Regions from separate parts of the Mus musculus genome. Here region 2 is linked to region 1. Evidence: chromatin loops called from intact Hi-C (ENCODE). Cell type or tissue: gastrocnemius. All regions are shown on one strand. Each heading gives the region's core, and the rest is flanking DNA. Links, peaks and the distances in the headings are about the cores only.

Region 1 (10,856 bases), core at 2,190-7,189:
CACCCTTAGAAGGGCTATAAACAGCAGCTGCTTCTATTGTGCGTGCCAAGTGCTGCCTATTAGGAGAGGCTCCCAACTCCTTGTTTCTTTCTCTTCAACCAGATGTGACCAAGCAGGAGTTTGTCAATTTAGGGGGTGGAGGGGTGGACCCCAGATGGTGGGAACCAGGAAGTGGGGAGGTACAGGGAGCTTTGGGAAGTCGGTTCATCTGTATTCCCTCTGCTCAGCAGTCTACAGCTGAGGCCGAAGGGGAAAGGGTGCCTGAGATGTGTGTTTTGCAAGCTCAAATATGGATCGAAAAAGTACAGGGCAGAGGAGTGCTAATGGAAAACCAACTGAAGGGGCCCTGCAGTCCCCTCAGATGGAGGGCAGGAGAGGGGTAAACAAAGGAGCCCCACATTGCTGGGACCCAGGAGGACCCAGGTGATGCAACAGGAGGATGTGGGCTGGAAAAGACAGAGGCTTCACCCAGCTAGCTGCACCTGGCCAAGGTTTCATCAATTCCCAGTTGGCAGAGCATAGACATCAACCTTGGAGCTACACTGCCTCTAGTTAGTTAAGCAAGGGTGTTTACTTGTTGCCATTTAAAAACCTGTGACTTCAGACACTCTTAATCTCTCTTTTCTCCAGGTAGAGGACCTTTGAGGCATAAACCAAACCAGCCTTCTATACAAGTTGCTCCCTGCTAGGACAGCCAGGGATCAAGTCTGAGGAAGAGGTGGCAAAGCTACCTCCCACACAGAGACAGCTCCTATCTTCAGTGCAAGGGACAAGCCCAAGGGTCCGTATGGAGGTTGTCTTCTGAGGTGCACAAGAATGTGTCTACACCGGTTTCTGTCACAGCAATTTCCCAATTACACAGTAGGGGAAACCTCCACATAGCTGAGTAGGAATAATTCACAAGAATACTATAGCTAGATTATAGATTTATACAGGCCTTCATGCAGATCCCAGTAGATGCCAGGGAAACTCTTGCACAAACAGGTAAATATGTTCCCAACAGCAGTACTCTGAGTCTTAGAGATTTGGATGGTGTGTGTTGTGTGTGTGTGTGTGTGTGTGTGTGTGTGTGTTTGAGGAATGGTGAACTCGATGTTAATTTCAATTTTGTTGCTGTGGGGAAACAAAGATCTTTCCCTAGCACTGACAAAACAAAAGAGGGCAATCTTGAATAAACAACTTCACAAGAAGAAGTTGTACTCAGCTCACGGTGTCAGAGGGTTTGCCTATCATAGCAGAGGGGAAAACAGGGCAGTTCATGTCATAGTGATGAGGAAGAAGAAAACTGAGATAAAGGATGCAGCCAGAGCAAGACAGACTACAGGGGCATCTCGAGTGGCTTCAGTCCCTCAGCTAGCACTACCTCTCAGCTCCTTTGCACTGTCTTTCAATGATGCCAATACATTATGACTCCATCATGCAATTAGTTTACCAATCGGGCCAGAGTTCTCACCTCCTAAACTCCCAGCATTGGTAAACAAGCCCCACTATACAGGCCCGATTTCATGGGGGAAATTTCATGTTCATAACAAATATCATGTAACTAATGAAGCGAAAAAGGCAGTTTTCAAAAGATGCTGGCTGAAAATGTAAGAAAGGAAACAAGACCCATAGTATACTGTACTAGTCCTATGTAGTAACGGATCTGAGAGCAAATCATTTTAAGAAGAGAAGTGAGCAGCTGAGGAGGTACTCATCTGTCATCCCAACCAATCCAGCTGAGGGGCTAGTGAGCCCCAGCAATCCTCCTGACTATTGCCTCCCATAGGACGGGGGTGACAGGCATGTGATGTAGCAATGCCTGGTTTCTCACGTGGGTCCTGGGGAATCTGAAATTAAGTTCTTCATGCTCATGTGGCAAACTCTATTTTCCTACAAGACTGAGGCAGGAGAACTCTGAGTTCAAGCTGAACTACAGATCAAGACCCTGTCACACAGACATTCTTCCTTCTCTCTCTCTCTCCCCCTCTACTTTATCAAATATTCTCTAAGCCTATGTGTGATATAAGTTATGCATGATGGGGGCACTTAAGAGCATGTGGTGACGTTCTTGTTCTTATCATGCATATTAGGTTATATGTGAAAATTACCATCAGTTGCAAACAGCTATAAGTAGGGCTCTAACTTGACAGACGACTCAAAACTAGGTGAGCTTTATTGTTTTTATGTGTGTGTGTGTGTATGTGTGTGTGTGTGTGTGTGTGTGTGTGTGTGTGTATGTGTGTGTGTATGTATGTGTGTGTGTGTGTGTGTGTGTGTGTGTGCACAGTGCGCTCCGCTGTCTGGAGGCCAGAGGAGGATCATGAGTGTCCGCTCTCTTATTCTTTATTTTATTCCTTTCACACAACAGGGGTTCTGACTGGACCCAGTGGTCCTCCTGACTGTTGCCTCCCTTACAGAACTGCGGTCACAGGTACATGTAGTCACACCAACTTCTTACACAGGTCCTGAGGATTTGAATTAAGGTTGGCTTGCACAGCAAACTCTCCAGCTTAGAGATTGGAAAATAATAGTGACAAGTAGTGAGGTGGGTGTGGGTGAGAGCCAACAAGAAATGTTCCGTGGTGGAAGCTCTGTCCTGCCTGGCCTTTGGGGGTCAGCAGAGGGAAGGAGCGGGGGCGTGTGGCTGCTGACGCTGGGCGGGACAGAGAGTGTAGAAGGTGTGGGAAGGGGCCGCAGTGGCTGCTGATCCTGTGATCCCACAAGCTTGGCCTCCAGAGCTCTGCAAGAGGTCATGTCTACAACCATTCAGGCCTTCCCTCCTCCCAGTGCAGCAGTGTGGGACTTGAGAATGGGTTTGGCATTGGACAAGATGATGCGTCTGCCGCCATCTTTTACTTCAGTGCCTCTCAATCTCAAGGCTGGAAACATTTCATCAGTCAAAACCATGTATGTCCAAATTTAAATGGGAGGAGTTAACCAAATAAATACCATGAAGTTTGCTAAGAAAGTAGGCATCCGGAGGCCTTGTCCCTCCATCTCTCCCTACTTAGAGCTGGCCACTTGGGGCTATGTTTTGATATTCTTTGTGTATTTACTTCTGTATTTCTATTTCATTTCTATTTAATTGTTTTACATAATTTTTGTTACATGTTTCAAGCAACTGCATTTGTTTTCTCCTTGTTTTGACCCACCACCCAGACAGAAACAGCTTAGGACAGGAAGGACTTATTTTGCCCTGTGGCTTCAAGGGATATCAGTCTATCATGGCGAGGAAGGCATGTCATGGGACGCTGCGGCAGCTTGGGCTGGGAGCTCTGTATATTTCTATTAGGACAAAGAGAGCTCCAGATGGCACAGAGGTGGCAGTAACCTTCAAGACTGCCACAGTGACTCAGTTCTGTTAGCCAGGACATGGACCACAGTGGTTTCACAGACTCTCCCAAAGGAGCCACCTAGAACACCTAGGGAGCCCAGTGTTCTAACCCATGAGCTCTCGAGGGGCATTTTAGATTTAAATCATAGCAGGTACTACCCATAGGCTTTATGGATGAAGGGACCAGAATTTCCTTTCTACTTCTTTCCTTGACAAGGAACGTTCTCTCTCCACCCTCTTCCTAGTGTAGTCTGTATTGCATTTCGGTTTGTTCAATATTTAGAGTATGCTATCTTATTTCCCTGGGACTCAGAGGACAGCCAGCAGTCACACGGTCTCTTATACACTTGAAATATGACTATGGTGCCTGGAAAACTACTTCTTAATGTTGTTTAATTTTAATGCTTTTACAACTAAATTGTACAACTTGACAGCTTGTTAAGAATGTTTGGAATACCTTTGTTATGTAAATCACCTTCCACTTGTACATTTAATGAAAATTCTGTACAGCTGAAATCAAGTACTTCTGAGAAATCTGGGTGGGCAAATCAAGATGGCTTGCAAATGCACATGAACCCTGAAGCTCAAGTGTTTCATTTGAAAAAAGAATATGGCATATCTCACAAATAGCTTTTATACTGAGTTGAAATAATATTTTGGGTAACTGTGATTTGAATACAGTATGCTATAAAAATGAATCCGAGCTCAATTCTTAAGATGACAAACCACGGAAAGTCGCACCTGGTGTGCAGGTTGTGTTTTTGCAGGACAGGACCGGACTGACTTGTGCTTGTTTGTTTGGTCTTATGGTTGCTACGTGTTTATCAGCTGTTGATTTTGTGCCAGGGCCCTGGATCTCCTTGTGAGGTGGCATTCTCTGTCCTCTGGCCAGGAAGAGCTCCTCTCTAGCCTGGCAGCTGTCATGCTGGGGTCTCTCATCGCTGACATCTTGGAAATCTTTTTATTGCTCTACTTTGCTAAAGCCTTTTTCCTGGCTCTGACTGTCTTCTTTCTTGTTGAACCCCTTTGTTTGATGAAGCATCCTCTCCAGCGGTGACCTGAAAAAAAGTTCATGGGAGGCTAATTTTTTTTCAGCCTCATATGTCTGAGAGTTCTGCACACGCCCTGATACAGCAGTTTGAGTAGGTGAGCCCAGGATGGAAACAATTATTCAGAAATTGGAAGCCACCACACCATTGTCTTACAGCTCCTTTGTGCCACTGAGAAATCCTGTCACTTGACTTGCGTCCTTTGGATGTGAACTTTCTCTAGCAACCGTCCTTTCTTGTTCCTCTGGTAGCCTCTTCCTTTTTCTCAGCGCTGCAGGGACTTTCATGATGCTGTGACTTGCTGTGGGTCATGACTTCCAATTCTGGGAAAGGTTCCTGACCTACTTGATCTATGATTGCTTCTCCTTCATATTTTTTCTTCATCTCTTCTCTTGGGAAATCTTTAGTGTTTGGATGAAATAGAGAGTTATTGGTTTGTCCTGGTCCTCCAGCCATCTCTTTTTTTGATTTCCCACCTATGTCTTTTGCTTTCTTCTTTAAAGCATTCCCCACACGTTTCTCCTAACTCTTCTGCTCAGTTTGGATCACTACCCTTTTAATGCTCTGAAACTCTTCTGCATTGGCTACTTTTTCTTTTTGATTGCCTCCTGCTCTTGTCATACGAGTATTGTGTTATCTGTGTCTTGTCTTCAAAAATAATAGTGACTGTTTTCATATTTTTTTCTCTCTCACCGTTCCCCCTCTGTTTTAGGTTTCTTACCCTCTTTAGAAATGTGGTAGCCCCTGGCTGCTTGGACAGTTAGCTGCCAAGGGTGGGGTCAAGGTTCCTGGCAGGGTAGCTTCGGGGATTCCCCAGGACAGCTGCTTTAGGTGTTTCCTCCAGTGCTGGTCACATTTTCCAATAGAGACTCTGCCAGTCTCCTGCCTCGGGGTAGTAGCATCCAGGATGCCAGCCTTCTGGGAGCTGACTTAGTGAGAGAGCTTGGAATTTCAACACTCAGCATTCACTGCCACCCGCTTCTTTGAAGAACTCCAGACGGCTGTGGATTACCTCCGCCAGATAATTATTTCTGTAACTCCAGACTGCCCCACAACTCCGAAGCCTGGGAAAATAGTTTCGTTTGCTTATGACTTTTAAAATCAGGCTGTTGATGAGCTTGGCTGAATGGTGTGCCTGATCACATGGTTGCTGGTGCCGCAGGGACATAGAGCCTACTCAGTCCCACCCCTACCTATGGCTGCCGCTCCTTGGTTTCTCTGTCTCTCTGTTTCTTTCTCTCTCTGCCTCTGTCTGTCTCTCTCCATGCTTGCTCCTGAGAAATCCTTCATCTGGCCTGGGTTTTTCACAGCCTGGGGATCTCAATGTAGTCACACTTTCCCACCCTGCCAACTCCCATTGGGCATGAAGCAGACGCTGCCAGCTGAAGACTTTGCCCATAGAAGACACAGAATCACATAGATACTGTGATACAACATACTTGTCAGGGAAGTCGCAGTCCCTCTCTTCCCTCTCCTTCCCAGACTTGAGGATGTGAAAAAATGGACCCCTGCTCCCCATGAAAGGAAAGTCACTTGCCAACTGCTGTAGGGATCATCTCGCCAGAGTTCAATTTACCTTACTGTCCAGGTCAAAGTACCTATGCATTATGTGTGTGTGTGTGTGTGTGTGTGTGTGTGTGTGTGTGTGTGTACATGACACGATACTTGGATAGAATAAGAGGATATCTTGCAAGAAGGAGTAGATTCTTTCTTTCCACATGACTTAGTTTCTTTTATATTGCTATGAAGAGACACCATGACCACGGCAATTCTTGTAAAAGGCAGCATTAAGTTAGGCTGACTTACAGGTCCAGAGGTTTACTCCATTGTCATCATGGCAGGAAGCATAGCAGCATGCAGGCAGACATGGTGCTGGAGAGGAGCTGAGAGTTCTATATCTGGATCTGAAGGCTGAAAGAAGAGAGAGAGAGGGAGTCACTGGCCATGGCTTGAGCATCAAAAGCCTTAAAGCCCAGCCCCCAGCGACACACTTCCTTCAACAAGGCTATCTCCCAATAGTGCCAGGTCTTATGAGACTAAGGGGGTCATTTTCATTCAAACCACCACACATCATGTGGGTCCCAGTGATCCAACTCTGGTCATCAGTCATGGTGACAAACACTTACCTACTGAGCCATCTTTCTGGCTTGATTCATTTTTTTTTCCTTTTTAGGGAGCATGATTTTCATTTGGTAGGAGTACTTATTGTGTCTTCTTTATGTTGAAAATCCAAAAGAATGTTTGTATTGTACCAGCTCATTGACACATGCGTGTAATACCATCACTCGGGAAGCTAAGGCACGATAATTTGAGCCTACATTTTTCCTATGTACACGTGTATGTACATATGTGTGCCTGTATGTGGGCACATGTGTGCTTGGATATATATGCACAGGGGTTCCTTTTGGAAGTCTATCTGAATTGTTCTCCCCTTTATTCACTAAGTTAGCTTTTCTCACTGAGCCTAAAGCTTGCTTGCTGATTGCTAGCTTGCTTCAGGGATCTATTTTGTCTCTGCCTTCTGAGCCCCAGGGTTAGAGGCTGACTGCTTTGCCATCCCAGTGTTTATTAGGTGCTGGGGGAGGGGGGAGGGCTTGCTTCACTTGCTGAGCTGTCTCCACAACCTTTAAGTCCAGAGATTTTATACTATCCTGGGTAACATTGGGAGACCCAGTATCTAAGTGCACACACACACACACACACACGCCACAGGCGTACCATACCATACACAAACACACATACACCACACACACACACACACACACACACACACACACACACACCACACCACACCTCATATACACACACACTCACCATATACCACACTATACCACACATATGTCTTCAATGTATATTCTTTCCTTTTCTGCATTAAATCTTTTAATACACCACCCACCCCCAGTTTGTGCTCTCTTTTCTTTTGGAAAGAGATTCAAATTTATTCACTTGAAAGCTTAGAGGGTCTTATCAGTGATTGTCTTAGCTTCTGTTTTCTCATGCCAAAGGGGAAATTCTACACTTGTATTAATTTGGCAGCTTTATTTTCCTCACATGGGGGTCTCTTCATCTGGGAGACAGATTTGCGGTCAGCTGTCCCATAGACCCATTCTCTTCCAGCTCGAGTCTGAGAAGGTCTTATCTTGCTGGTGGGTTTTCCTAACATCTCTTAAGTGGTTTTACTTATGTTGTATGTATAGATTTTAGCCTCGGTTGATGTAACCATTATGCGCCTTCCATTCAGCTTTTGGGACGTGGAGAAGAATGAAACACTCAAATCATCAGCTTTCGTTTTCATTGTTATTTTGTGTTTGGTTTAGGTTATCAGGCTTCCTAAGAAATGCTCCAGGAATGTGATCACGCCAGAGTGCAGTTTCTCTCCCCTGGCTAAGAGGAAGGCAGAGGTCTAAAGCAGGGACTCCACACCAGGACCCGAGAAGTGCTGGTGATAAAATGCCCGTGGCCAGGCCATACCCAAGAAGCTATGATCTGATTGGCCTGTGACCAGGCCTCACCCAAGAAGCTATAATCTGATTGGCCTGTGACCAGGCTTATCCAAGAAGCTATGATCTGATTGGCCTGTGACCAGGCTTATCCAAGAAGCTATGATCTGATTGGCCTGTGATAGCCCCCTCCCCCCGCCAGCTTTCACACAAGCTCTCCAGGTGGTTTGGTTCTCAGTGTGGATCTCGGGGTAGTGGTGCACATCTTGTTTCTGTGAATGCTTTTGGAATTGGGAAGAGAAGGGAAAAAGAAAATAGTAGGAGTAAAAAGGATGACGCCAGAAAGGAGGGGAAATGAAGAGGGCATTTCAGGAAGAGGACTTGGTGTCTTGAGTGGCACCGAGTCATCGTTCTTTAAAAGGTTCAGCGCCACAGTTTACCCTTATGTGTTAGCCATCGTCTAGATGCACTATTTATTTTCATTGTTGCTGTGACAACATTCCTGATAGCCACAATATAAAGAGGGGAGGGTTTGTTTTGACCCATCACACCAGGAAAAGTGAACAGCAACAGTGCGATTAGCTAGTAGCATCGCATCTGCAGATAGGATGCAGGGAGGTTGGTGCTTGGTTAGGTCTTTCTCTCGTCTGAGCGTCCAGCCCATAACCGGGTGTTGCCCACATTTATGAAGGGTCTTCCTTCTTCAACACCTTCATGGAGATATCCAGAGATATCCAGAGGTATTCTCTTAGGTGACTCTTACTCCAGTCAAGTTGACAACAAACACTAACCATCATGAGTTTATTCCTTCTCGACTTGATATCCAAGGACATCACTGTAAGTTGTAACATTGGCTGACTATAGTGATCCCAGCATCCTGGAGGCAAAACAGGCAGAACTCTGGGAGTTTGAGGTCAGCCTTGTCTATATAGGAAGTTCCAGGCTAGCTAAGGCTACATAGTGAGATCCTGCCTCAATATAAAAACAAAAATAAACTCTGTAACATTCCATGTCTATTCCTTCTGGGCTCATGTTCATTCATAATGCAAAATACTTTCAGTCCAACTTCAAAAGACTTCATAGTCTTAACAGCTTGCACTGTTTAAAGAGTCTAAAATCTTCTGATATTTGAGGTATTTTCCTAGTTGTGAATTCATATAAGTTACATACTTTCAGTATACAATGGCAGATATGAAACCTTCCATTACAAAAAGCAGGAATTGATGCACAGCAAGGAAAGACTGGGCCAAAAATAAGTCTGAAAACCAGGAGGGCAAACAACAAATCCCACAACTTCATCTCTAGCATCTAGGTCTCTTGGTGACATTATTTGTGTAGCCCCACATCTTTAATTCTGCTTCCTGTGTCACATATAACCTCTTTCTTGGGCTTACTTCACTCTGTTTCATGGCTTTCCTAAGCAGACATCTGGAAGTTTTGACATCTCCAATACCTGTGGGGTCTATAGTAACATAGGCTTCACCTTCCTAGCTTCATGTAGTGGCTTTTCAGAGCCTTCTTGCAGAGAGTCCAGAGCTGCCACATATTGTATCAGCCCTATTACCTTGGTATTGATGCGGAAGAAACTCAAAATAATAAAATTGATGTTATAGAAGATTTACTAATAGATTCTCTTAGGTGATATTAAGTTATGTAAGCAGAATTTAGCTAAAGTAGCTCTACTTCCCAAATACCTCAAAGATAACTAATATGCTAACCAGGCCTGTTAGAGACAAGGGAGTTAGGATGTTAGGATGCAAATGTTTATTCACTAGTATTGACCAACCCTTAGGCTCCATACCCCTGAAAGAACTTGACTCTTAACAGGCAGCTCAAGGGGATGTCACAGGGTCATAACCACCATTAGGTTCTAGTGTCCCATTAAGGTCCATGTGCTTGTCAGAAAATATGTAATTTTGCCAACTGGGTAAAATATCTCTGGGTGACAAGTATCCAAAAAATAACACTGGTGTACTTAAAATAATCCTAGCAGTATCTTTGCTGTCTAAATCTCTTCTGTGTCCAAGCAGCCAGGCGTGCAGTCTCCTGCTTCTGTTTAAGTTGTTCAAAGTATGACCTGGGGTTGTGACGGAAAGAGACTGAAGGATAACAGTGGTGGTGGGTTGTATAAGCTGAAAGAGTATACACCTTGGTAGAATCTTCTGTTGAAGACGGACTCTCCCTGGTCATTAGCCCCAGCTGGAAAAGCACTGTAAAGAGAGTTCCCTTAGTTCATCTTTAAGTATATGGAGTGATTCCTTACTGGGAAGGCATATTATTTCTATTACAGTACAAGGTTTATAAGCCCATAACTTATGACTACAAAACCAGTTCCATGGGGACGACATTCCAGCTTCTTCGGTTACCATCTGGAGGTGTTGTATGGCTTCTTTTTATCATGGTTGTGGAAGCCCTGTGCATTTTGGTGGCTGACTTTGGGAAACACTTCTTTTTCTAGGGAGTTGTTTTGGGACACCATCTCCCGGAGCACTGGCTGATCTTGAGATCACTGTGTCACAAGAGCTCCTGCTCCTGAGCATGGAGATTGCAACACTTCATAGTCATGTCCAGGAGTTTTTGTTTTTGTTTTGTTTTTCATTTTAAGCAGAAATTTATTGAGCAAAGAAAAGTAAAGGAGAGAGGGAGAGAGAGAGAGTGAGAGAGAGAGAGAGAGTGAGAGCAAGAGAGAGAGAGAGAATGAGATCTGAACGGGTTGTTCTGAGTGTCCTGGAGGAGCTGAGTAGCCCTGAAGTTGTTGATAAGGGAGCCTCAGGGGCAAATTAATTTGCATTTTTATAAGCTAGAACCTTTGACAGGTAGGGTCTTGCCCTCAAAGCACCTTTCTTTTTGTCCCAGTGCAAACCAAGATTTTCTTTTAATTAGGTCTCTGCTAATCTCTTTAACAGTTATATATGCTTGTCAGCAGCTTTAAACCCAGGAACATACCCCTTTCCTGCTAATTGCACTTTCCCTATCTTTCTGCTTTTAACTTTTTGTAAGCCTCAGTAAACAGTGGGCCATAATCATGTCTTAGTCTATCACTTTTAAGTC
Region 2 (10,856 bases), core at 2,499-7,498, 66 kb after region 1:
TTAGACTTAGTGGAGCAACTTGCGATTTAAATTCAAGCTAAAACAAGTAAGCAAGCAAGCAAGCAAGCAAGCAAACAAACAAACAAAAAACCCTCCTCATTGGTCAGATGAAGAGGCTAGACTCAATTATCACTAAGGACTCACTGGGTCTACATTTTCTGATTGCTGCTGGAAACCGAGACCATTTGTTTGTTCTCCTGCAATCAAAGACAATCTCATTCTCTCTTGATTAGTCTAGAGATGGTTACAATGTTCTTTCCTCTTTGCTACATTAAAATAAATCCTAGTTTATTTTGCCTTTCCTCAGAAGAGTCTTTACCACAAATATATCCATCCACGTGCACATTGTATTAACTTTTCCAGGGGAGATGAACAACCATCTTATTACTCCTGGTCAGGTAGCAGTGTGTTTAATTGTAGATCCTTACAGGTGCATTGCAACCCATCAACCTGTTTATATCCCCAGAGAGAGGGAGGGCTGCACAAGCCCCTACCTGCTCTCTACAAACATTAGCGAGCCCAGTCTTGTGTGAATCACATTTGGTCATCACAACTACTGAAGAGTATTGAGTGGGGCATGGCTTCTCACAATCACCCGAGTACCCATGAATTTTTGGGACCTTCTCCAAGGCCTTCGTGTCACCCTCCTGTCACACCGCTATAACAGAAACCCAGACGAGGTCTAAACAGAGTGGTGCTATGGGACTGTATTGGGATATAATAGATTCTGTCTTTCCAAGCTGTGTTCAAAAAGCCAACTCATTTCAGGGAGCTTGCAGCCCATCATCTTCTTTAATTAGGGCCTTTTTGGGCTGAGGCAACATTAACTGTGCTATAAACATGGTGGTCAGCAACTAATGCCCTGGACCTAGTCCCGGCCGGCTGTGCAGAGTGGCCAGTCTGATGGCCTGGAGGCATTGCTGGCGGCTACCACTGCTCCTAGTATTTGGAAATGAAGGACCATAAATGGTGGCTGCCTTCCAATATGTAAATAAATAAATAGATAAATAAATAAATAAATAAATAAATAAATAAATGTAGAGGATGTTGACACTGGCCTCCCTGCCAGACACTAGCTAGCTTCAGACTTCATCTTTGAGGAGACGAAAGAGAGAAGGGTACTGAATAGGCTTTTGAGCAGTAGCCTCAGATCTGCTTGGAACCTCGCCTCATTTTGGAAATCTTTCAATTGGCTTTCTGGCCCTTGCTGGAAAGTGAAACCATTCTGTCAGACATGAGACTGTGTGAGCGTATTCACAATAATTATCAGCAATATCCTGAGATGGAGCCATTTGTAAGGATGAGCTGTTGTCAACAGATACTTCAGCTATGATTTGGAATTGTGGCTCAGCTCCTGGGAGAGTGTGTGCTCAGCCTGCAGGCTGCTTCCAGGCAGTTTAAGGTGCTGAACACACACACACACACACACACACACACACACACACACACACACAGAGACATTGACACACAGGGACACACAGACAGACACAGACAAACAGAAATAGACGCACTTAAACAGAGACAGACAGACAGACAGACAGACAGACACACATACTTACACAGGGAGACACAGTCACATATACAGACAGACACACACTCATAGACAGACAAACTCATACACAACACACACTCGCACGTAGACATGCACATTCACACACACACACACACTAAGACACACACAGACACACAGAGACACACAGAGACAAACACAGACACAGACACATACAGACACACACAGACAAACACAGACACACACACACTAATATAAAACACACACAGACACACACAGAGACACAGAGACACACACAGACACACACAGACAGACACAGACACACAGACACACACACACACACACACACACACACACACACACACACACACACCACTTTAGAAATACTCAACTCTGGGACTTGATCTTGTCAGTCCCCAGGTTCGCAGCCTTTTTATCCCTGTCTCTCTAATTCTGTGTCCAAGGTTTGAGTGAGTCAGGATGTGAAGAAGATGTGCCTGATGCTTCAGCTCTGCCTGTCTTTTCAGAAGAAATAAGTAAATACCTGTGGAATGAATGAATGAATGAATGAATGAATGAGCCTGAAGCTTCTTTTCTGGGACCCACAACCTGCTCGGTCTGAATTTTGAATTCCTCCAGAGCCATACTTGTAGGCTGCCTTCCTCAGGTTTCTTGCCACTTATGCACAGGCAGCTTCCTTTCTTCTCAGGACTTGAGTACCACCCTGAGTGAGTGCCACCCTCAGTATCACCCTAAGTGAGTGAGTGCCACCCTGAGTGAGTACCACCCTGAGTACCGCCCTAAGTGAGTGAGTGCCACCCTGAGTACCACCCTAAGTGAGTGAGTACCACCCTGAGTGAGTACCACCCTGAGTGAGTGCCACCCTCAGTATCACCCTAAGTGAGTGAGTGCCACCCTGAGTGAGTACCACCTTGAGTGAGTGCCACACTGAGGGCTTCCAGGTAGACACTGCTTTCCCTTGGCCCTTGTGTATTCATGGCTTGTTCTGGATCACGTGACTAATGCATGCTCCGGACTTTTTCTACCTTTATTTCACTGCCTTCTCGTTCCTCTCTCCCCTTTCCTTGAGAAATTTCAAGAAAGTTCAGTGCAAACAATTGAGAAACTCTAACAGAAACCCAGGGCAGAGAGGGCAAAGGGCTAAGGAGGAGGGGCCAAGCCCGGTGCCTTCTCTTGAGACCCAGTGGGAAGGGCAGTCTAGGGCAAAGCCTCCATGGAGTCTTAAAAGACCAGCATGCTTCCTTTTGACAGCTGACTTGCAAAGAGTTAACCCTTTGAGGAACCGTCCTGTATGATTTGGCTACTGCTTTGGCTACGGCATGAGTGTGAGGACCTGTATTAGGCTAACAAGCTATATGGTTTGCTACCAGTTTTGACCAGTTTAGATATCACCGTTTTCCCAGAATACTATCAAAGTACCTGAGCAACCCAACTTCCTACTACCGGTTTCGAGATGAGATATTCACACAAAGAGGGGAATTCTGTTTTCCCAGAAGGGCTCTTGTCAGAACTCAGGTTCCAAAGAACCGTGGATTAGGCATGGAAGTTTCCGTGGACCACTTTTGGTTTGGGGGTTGGTGTGGCCGCAAATGCCAGGCTGTTTCCCAGCATCTCCCCCCACTACAAAGCCTAGTTTCTTCCCCTTGGGTTCCTAATGTACTTTTGTTATTTATATCTTTAATTGGGTGAGAGTACCCAGAATTGTAAAAAAAAAAAAAAATCTGAATAAGTAAATAAATTTAAAAATTAAAAAACTCCTAGTTGGTGATGTCTGACTTCCTGTGTTCATGTTGTTGCGCTCTTGTTGCTGTGGGTTTTTGTTTTGCTTCTCGAATGTTGTTGTTTTCCAGGAAAGCTGTCGTTTATCGTGAGAACAGGAGCAGCCATGTGTTGATTTTTCTGGATTCCTTTTGGCTACTGTCCCAGTGCTAATGAAGGCCCTTCCAAAGTGCTAACGAGCTGGTGCCAAAATCAGTTATGCCGAAAACAATGGAGAAGCGTAGTGTGCAGACAGCATGTATACCCCCATATGCACACACGTGTGCATGTGCTCGCGCGCGCACACACACAGATTTAAGATAATATATTCGTGTGCAACTTCCTGTTTGTGCAAATTAGACATAGCTGTTCGTGCAAATATGGCGTGCACGTTGGAACTTCACAAAGGAGAATGTGAGGGTTCCTTTAATGAAAAGACTTATATTTGGCTGCCGAAATCATTCCTTGCTCATAGGAGGAACAAAGTTTCTAGATTTTTCTGGGCACAAATTTTCTAGCTGGGAAGCTAGTTAAAATGTACATTCACGAACTTAAACAGTTTAAGGTGTAATATCAATGTGACTATAGATTTTATTTTCCTGAGAGGAAGATCCTGCTATAAGAACCACCAGGCACTGTTTAGTTTAGGTTTGGCCCCCCTGGATGATTTTAGTAAAGTCACCAGCATTGATCTTTGAGCCCTTTTAAGGTGTTATTTTGTCGCTGGGGCTCTCTCTGGCTTCCATGGCTTCTTCTTGCCTTCCTCTCAGTGTGTAATTACTCTCGCCTCAATTTGTTTACACAGCTTGGAGATGGGGACAGAGTTCTCTGGTGACCGTGCAACTGCAGCAATCACCGTAAAGAGAAGCATTTAGACGCTATAAAACCTAAACGCCCGGCATGCACCATTACATAGCAGTTACTGAAATTTAGCAAATTAAATTAAATAATTTAAATAACTTGATTTCAGGGATTTAAAAATTCATCTCTGTGGAATCCAGTAGTCAGTTTATTATTATTATTGTTGTTCATCAAGTACAATTTATGTTTTTTAATGAATCAAAATCCCTCTTCGGCCGCCCAGTCCACAGTAGCTCTCGGCACCCTCGATTGAGTCGGTATCTTCGTGCGCCATCTTCCGGCAGCGTCTAGTACCACGGCCGCGAGGTATCAGCCCAACCCTGGGCTGCGGAGTTGGGGGAGTCGCCGCGACTGCCAGGGTGGCCAAGTCTCAGTCTCTGCAAAGATTCACGGTTAGGACAATGCTCGAAGCTATTGAGTAAACTGCTCCCGTGGGCTTTGTTATTGTGGGTCACCCTGAAGCACGGGGACAGCCCGGAGAGACTCTGACTGTGGAGGCTGGAGGCTTGTTTTCTGTCAGTGGACGCCTGCTCTCATTCCCCATCAACGACTAGATGTGACTGACCTGCCATTTGTCCCACATCACCGGGAAGCCAGCCGTCCCTCCACAACCCACGGCTTTTCTCTGCTCCACCAGGGCTCCGTTCCAAGGGGCCGTTGCACGTTTAGACGCACAGCCCAGATAAAAACCTGTTTTAAATATTTTATTTCCCTTTCTGAAACAGTCAAAGCCATGTGTTGTTGGGATAATGGAGAGCTGCGCCTTGTTTTTAAGACTATTTTTACACTTATGTTCAATCTAACGATAGTTTAACAAGTAAACAACCATCAGATGATACTGATCGGGGTTGAAGGAGGGAAATCCTTTCCTAAGCAGCCCTTGGCGCCTTGGTTTGACTTATCTCGTTTCGGTTAAGTGCCACCTACGTCTTTCCCCACGTACCCTGGTTTGTAATCCAGTGCACCCACCCACGTACAATGGCTAATAATCCAGGCACCCAGGAAAGGAATCCTCTACCCTCTCGTTGGACCTCTTTCCTGGCTTCTAGGCAGAAGGCAGTGTGGGGAGCTGAGCGCCTGATTGCTTTCCCATTTAACAACTGGCTTGTCCCCTCCCCCACTACAACGCTTCAGCGGAGCAACAGATGGTGTTGGGGGCTTTTTTTTTTTCCCTGAGTTTAAGATGGTTCATTTTGTGCTTTCTCGGGAGAACGATGAAGATTAACTCCACTCCATCGTGAGCTCTTGCAAAAGAGCAAAAGAGAAGATGTGATATCTTCTAAAAAACTCCCACTTCATCTTGCCCCTGTGTGGCCAGTGCGTTCTTTGTCATCTTCAAGTGGAAGTCTCTTCTCTCTTCTTAAAATTAAATCCCTTTCCTCGTCATATCCCCCTGCTTTCTTCTTTCCTAGGCACACACTTTCCATGTCTGCACAGAAAAGAAATGTCAGGAAAAGTTGTCAGACAATTTATAATTCTGTACATGTTAAGTTACGGATCTCTGGAGATTTTGAAGGCTGTTTTATTCTTTCGAGCAAAAGACAAAACTCAGTATCGGCAACAGCAACAGGGCTGGAGAGGCTGCTTAGCAGGCAAAGGCACTTATGCCCAAGCCCAAGACCCTGCGCTTGATTCCAGAGTACCACATGGTGGAAAGAAAAAACAGACTCCCCAAAGCTGTTCTCTGACCTTCCACACCTGCACGGCAATACTCAAGCACTTCCCACACCCCCACACCACACCCCCACATCACCCCTACCCCCACACCACACCACACCCCCACATCACCCCCACCCCCACACCACACCCCCACATCACCCCCACCCCCACACCACACCACACCCCCACACCACACCCCCACACAAGAGAGGGCTTGACTCAGACTTACACATTAAATAAATAACATTTAATAGAGAACAGAAATCACACAAAGGGAAATATTTAAGAAAATCAGATTAAGGCTGAGTGTGGCGGCTTATGCCTATAAACCCAGATATTGGGAAGCTGAGGCAGGAGGTTGGCTATGAGTTTAAAGTCCACCTGAGCTATGGAATGAGACCCCTTCCTCTCTCAAGAAAGAAACAAACAAATAATACAATACAAACTGGCATGATAACACATGTCTGCAAGCAATCCTAGAATGTGGGAAGTTGGTTTTATAGTGAGTTCAGTATTCACCTGACCTACACCCTTAGGAAGAAAGCAATAATCAGACCGAGGGCTGATGGCATTCCTCTGTTGTATTACATTGAAGTAGCAACCGCAGACATAAAATGAAGAGATGGTACTAGGTAGTCTTGTTCCCAATAATACAATTATTTACTTACTTAAGAATTTTTGAGAGAGGCTCATAATATAGCCCCAAGCTGGTCTTTAACTCACCACCCTTTGGCCTTAGTCCTCAGTGCTAGTGTTAAAGGAATGTGTCATCGAGATCAGCCTCCATCCTTAAAGGTCTGAGCACCTTCCTCTAGCTGCACAATGATGTAAAAAGGCAAAACGAAACAAAAGGAAACAACACAAGAATCTGTTAGACATCAAGGCTGAACTGCTTTTCCTCCATCTGCTAACTGAAGGCCAGTCCTTCTCAGCTCCTGGTGTTGTATGTAGCCCATGTCATTTAGTGTCATTACAGTGTCATTAGAGTGGCCTTGGTTCCACACTTGCCTTGAGAGGCATGCTCCTGCCTCGCACTTGCTCAGCCCTTGGGCTAATCCGGAAGCCTCATCCTGACCCTGCGTTCCTCCACAGTCCCTCGGTGTCGTGAGCTGCTAGTTCTAATCTTATGCAGTCATTTATTTGAGTTCTTTTTCTCTACTTGAAAGAGGAGGCAAAGAAACCTAGGCATAAACGAGCCCTTTCAGACTCCCTGTTTGTCTGTCTCTTTATGGAGAAACTCAGGAACAAAGTGACTTTGTGCTTTCTGAAACCAGAACACCTTCAGGAACATGTTACAAGCTAAATGGGATCCCCTGCCTCAATTCCCATGCTGAATTCCTCCTTGGTAGCTTGGAAGGAGACCTTATCTGAGACAGGGTCTTTATAGAGACGGATAGGCTAAAATGAGGTCATCAGAGCGCATTCCAACCCAGTCTGAATGGTGCCCTTGTAAGAAAGGGAAGTTTAGACATGTTTAGAGAGACAACTGCGTGGAGGCAGAGGGAGAAGATGGTTACCTACAAGCTAAGGAAAGTGGCCTCAAGAAATTCTCTTAGTGTTCTTAGAAGGAGACAACCCTGCTGCGGAGTTGATTTCAGGTTTTTGGCTTTTGGAAGGTGAGGCAGCAAGTTTCCATTGTGTAAGCCAAATGTGTTTGTTGCTGAGGCCAAAGCATCTTATAGAAAGAAAGATTTGTGTTGGCTCCCTGTCTCAGAGGGTTCCAGTTCACGGTGGCGGAGTCGGGTAGGATAGAGCAGTCCGGTGTGGTAGCTGCAGCATGTGACAGATGTTCCTCATATGACAGAGGATGAGGAAGCGGAGGAGGAGGCTGAAGGAAGGGATGACTTTCAGGGTTGGTCTCCAGTAGCTACTTTGCAGCTTCCCAAGACAGTACCAGGATAGTACCAGGATAGTGGGGGACACAGTACCAGGATAGTACCAGGATAGTGGGGGACACTGCAGAGTCAAAGCCGGGCTCCAGCTCGGCAGTTCCTAATGGTAGCCTTAGCAAACTAGTGCAGAGTAGGGGACAGCTTCTTGTGTGTTTGTTTATTTCTGAATTAAAAACAAAACAAAACAACAGCAATAAAAATCAAAACCCCAAAATCAAAACCCTTCTCCAGCAGGGAATTTTTGGTATGTTTTGGGAATTCCTCAACAGTGTGTTAAAAGAGGTTTTTCAGCCTGGTCCTGCCTAACTGAGCTATACAGTGTGCTACAACCATAACCGTGAGGCACTACTGCCATGTGCAAACCATTCCTGTAAATGGAAAGAAATGTCTTTTATAAAGCTTCACAGATCTGGACCCCTAAAGCGCTTTCCTGATAATCAACTAAAAACTTCAAGACCATCACGCTTTATGGGTTTCTCTCACAAACCATTAATGCACTTTGAATAGAGACACACCCCACCCCTGGACCTGTAAACCTAACCTCTGAGGCCACCCAGATGGAAGGCTCAGGTGAGAGCTTTGTGTGTGTGCACTTGAAAGGTGAGACCCCCTCGACAGATGCTCTCCACGGGCCTGCTGGCCCTCTTTTCATCAGTGCAGCTGTGTTCCCCAGGGAGCGCTTGGTCAAATGCTAATTCTTTGCTGGATGCCATGGCATTGGGTTGACTCCATATGGTGTTTGCAGGCATCCCAGAAAAACCCACCGCACTTCCTATCTGTAGACCACACTCAGCACAGCAGCAACAAGCTGGGTTTGTAGAAAAGGAGAAGCATACCTGCAGATTTTTAGCTTAGTTTAGGTTTCTCTATTTTATTTTTGTTTTTAGGTGTGTGTGTGTGTGTGTGTGTGTGTGTGTGTGTTTATGTGCATGCACACAGGTCACGTGGATCATGGTGCACATGTGACAGTTGGAAGACACCCTTGGGTGTCAGTCCTCACTGTCTACCTTGTTTGAGAAGGGTTCCCATTCACTGCTGTCTAAGGTTGCCTGGCTGCTGTATGCAGCTTTCTCCATTTTGGGGATCTGACAGCAGGCCCTCTGGTTTGTATGGCAAATGACTAACCCACTGAGCTAGCTCCCTAGCCTCCGTATTTGACTTTTAATTGAGGCCAGTAAGCATTTCAAGACCAAATCCTATCATGAGAATCCAATCTCATTAAAAAGGGTTGGAGGGCATTTTTATTTTCTTTAGAGTGGATAGACTCAAGATGTGTCTGTGAATGGACAGATGGGAGGAGACAAACAGAATAAGGCAGTGTACTTTATACAGATTTATTCTAAAGTTCTATAGAAGTTTGGAAACGTCAACAACAAAATCTGTCATCTTTTTGTACAAGTGATATGCATGAATAAAGATTATAAAAAAGAAGAAAAGTCAGATATTGGTACCAGTGTGCCTTTAAGACCCATGGGTATAGATCTTGGTGACTGCCTTCCATAAGCCTTTAGTAACAGACACACCATGCTGAGATTTCCTCAGATTAACATTACGTCGTGCCTGTTCCAATGGGGCAAAGAACAGGTAAAGGAAACAGGTATGGTGGGGCACACATGCCATAGGTCAGCCACAGAGCACAATATCCTATACCTCACAACAGCACAGTACCTTCCTGACAAAAGCCAACACACATGCATGTTAACATGGATCTCTGTCCCACAGTAAGCTTTTCAACTGTCATTTGTTAGACTGACTTGCACGCATGCGTGCGCGCGCGCGCGCACACACACACACACACACACACACACACGAATTCATTAGATATAAGGCATTTGCTCTTGGGGTTTTGCATTGAAGACTGAGAAAGCTAATCAAATGTCAGGAAATTTGAGCATGATTAATAAATGAATAAAATGATTCACCTATTAAAATGGCACCTTTGTCACTCTTACTTGAGTTCATGCTGTAAGACCCTACATAGACAAAGGGCATGGTCTAACCCATTTAAAAATAACTGCTTTCTCTGTAGAGAACTTTCAGGTCAAATTGAAGAGGTGCCACCACCTTGTGGTTTTCCTTCTTTGGTGGGTTCTGTCTGCTCTTCTGCCTGTTTCCACCCGAGAGCTGACAGGTGGTATTTTTATAGCTCATGCATGGTTAAAATATGGCAGATATGTATGTTGGCTTTTATTTTCACTTGTCACCAGGATACGGACAACCTATGACAAGCTTGTACATGTGAAGTCACGTGACTTCAGATATCACTCCACTCAAGCCATGGTTTTGTTCACTGGTGCCCAGAGTGTTTCACGAGGAGATGTGTTAAACAGCAGAGGGGATACGCTCCTGCTTCCACAGAAGAGAGCTTGCTGGTTCTCCTAGCTGGGTGTGCTTGAGATGAATGCGATGTAAAAATATCATGCACTTTATTACTACAGAAGCCGTTCTGAAATCTGTACACATAATGATGGGCCAGCAGCTGCAAATGCAAGGTGACATCTTTAACTATAAAGACCCTGAGGTATCGATTAGGCAAATCTATTTGTGAAGTAGCGGTGATGTATAGATAGGGGAATGGGGCAGCAGAGAAATCGGAGAGTGCACATATTAGAAATACCTCACACGGTTCATAAATAATAATAATTATAATAAAGGCTCTGCCAGTGGCTTAAGGAACCAAGTAATATGAATTGATTGTTAACATTTCGCCTTAAAGATGGATTAAATTAGGTCTGAATCACACAGTAATTTTTATGAAAGTACTGTACATATGACATCGAAATTAATGCCAAATGAATTCATTACAAGTGAGATAATTACAATGAATATCCGATAAATTAGGAAAGGCAGGGCATTTAGAATTCTAGGCATTAAAGTATAATATTAGAGTCAAAAGTGCTAGCACAGAGGGGCTTGCCTTACCTCTGAGTTCCTCAGTCTTTCAAATTGAGTGTTACAGTGCTGTTTGAGAATGAGTGTGCTGGCTGCCCTGGACAAGAGAAGGCACTAGGTGCTGTTCAATGACACTCTTCCGGAGAATCCTTAATGCAGAAATGCTGATGAGCTGAGTAAACAACTGGGTCATCAGACAAGCTCCAAGGATGAGCTCTCGGGTCATCTCTCTTGTCTGCCGGCTCTGCCCACTGGCTCCTGGG

Evidence for each region. A loop is a pair of places that touch in the nucleus more often than their neighbours do. Peaks named below come from ENCODE experiments on the same cell type or tissue, not always from the same donor. Only the 100,000 strongest peaks of a DNase experiment are listed, where the experiment ranks them.
Region 2: a loop joins it to region 1, with 2.5 times the contacts of the local background. A loop is called at or near these places in 8 of 42 quality-filtered maps.

What each region holds. Positions count from the first base shown.
Region 1 is chr4:8,957,886-8,968,741 of GRCm38, forward strand. No RefSeq gene overlaps it. Among named protein-coding and RNA genes, the nearest start is that of Gm34428, 45 kb to the right of the region's middle. In gastrocnemius, for the core only: no CTCF peak of the experiment used is centred there; DNase peaks (open chromatin) are centred at 4,158 and 5,731; H3K4me3 peaks cover 748 bases; H3K27ac peaks cover 2,705 bases.
Region 2 is chr4:9,023,517-9,034,372 of GRCm38, forward strand. No RefSeq gene overlaps it. Among named protein-coding and RNA genes, the nearest start is that of Gm34428, 20 kb to the left of the region's middle. In gastrocnemius, for the core only: a CTCF peak has its summit at 4,433 (motif pointing left); DNase peaks (open chromatin) are centred at 3,053, 3,486, 4,128, 4,438 and 3 more places; H3K4me3 peaks cover 2,101 bases; H3K27ac peaks cover 1,991 bases.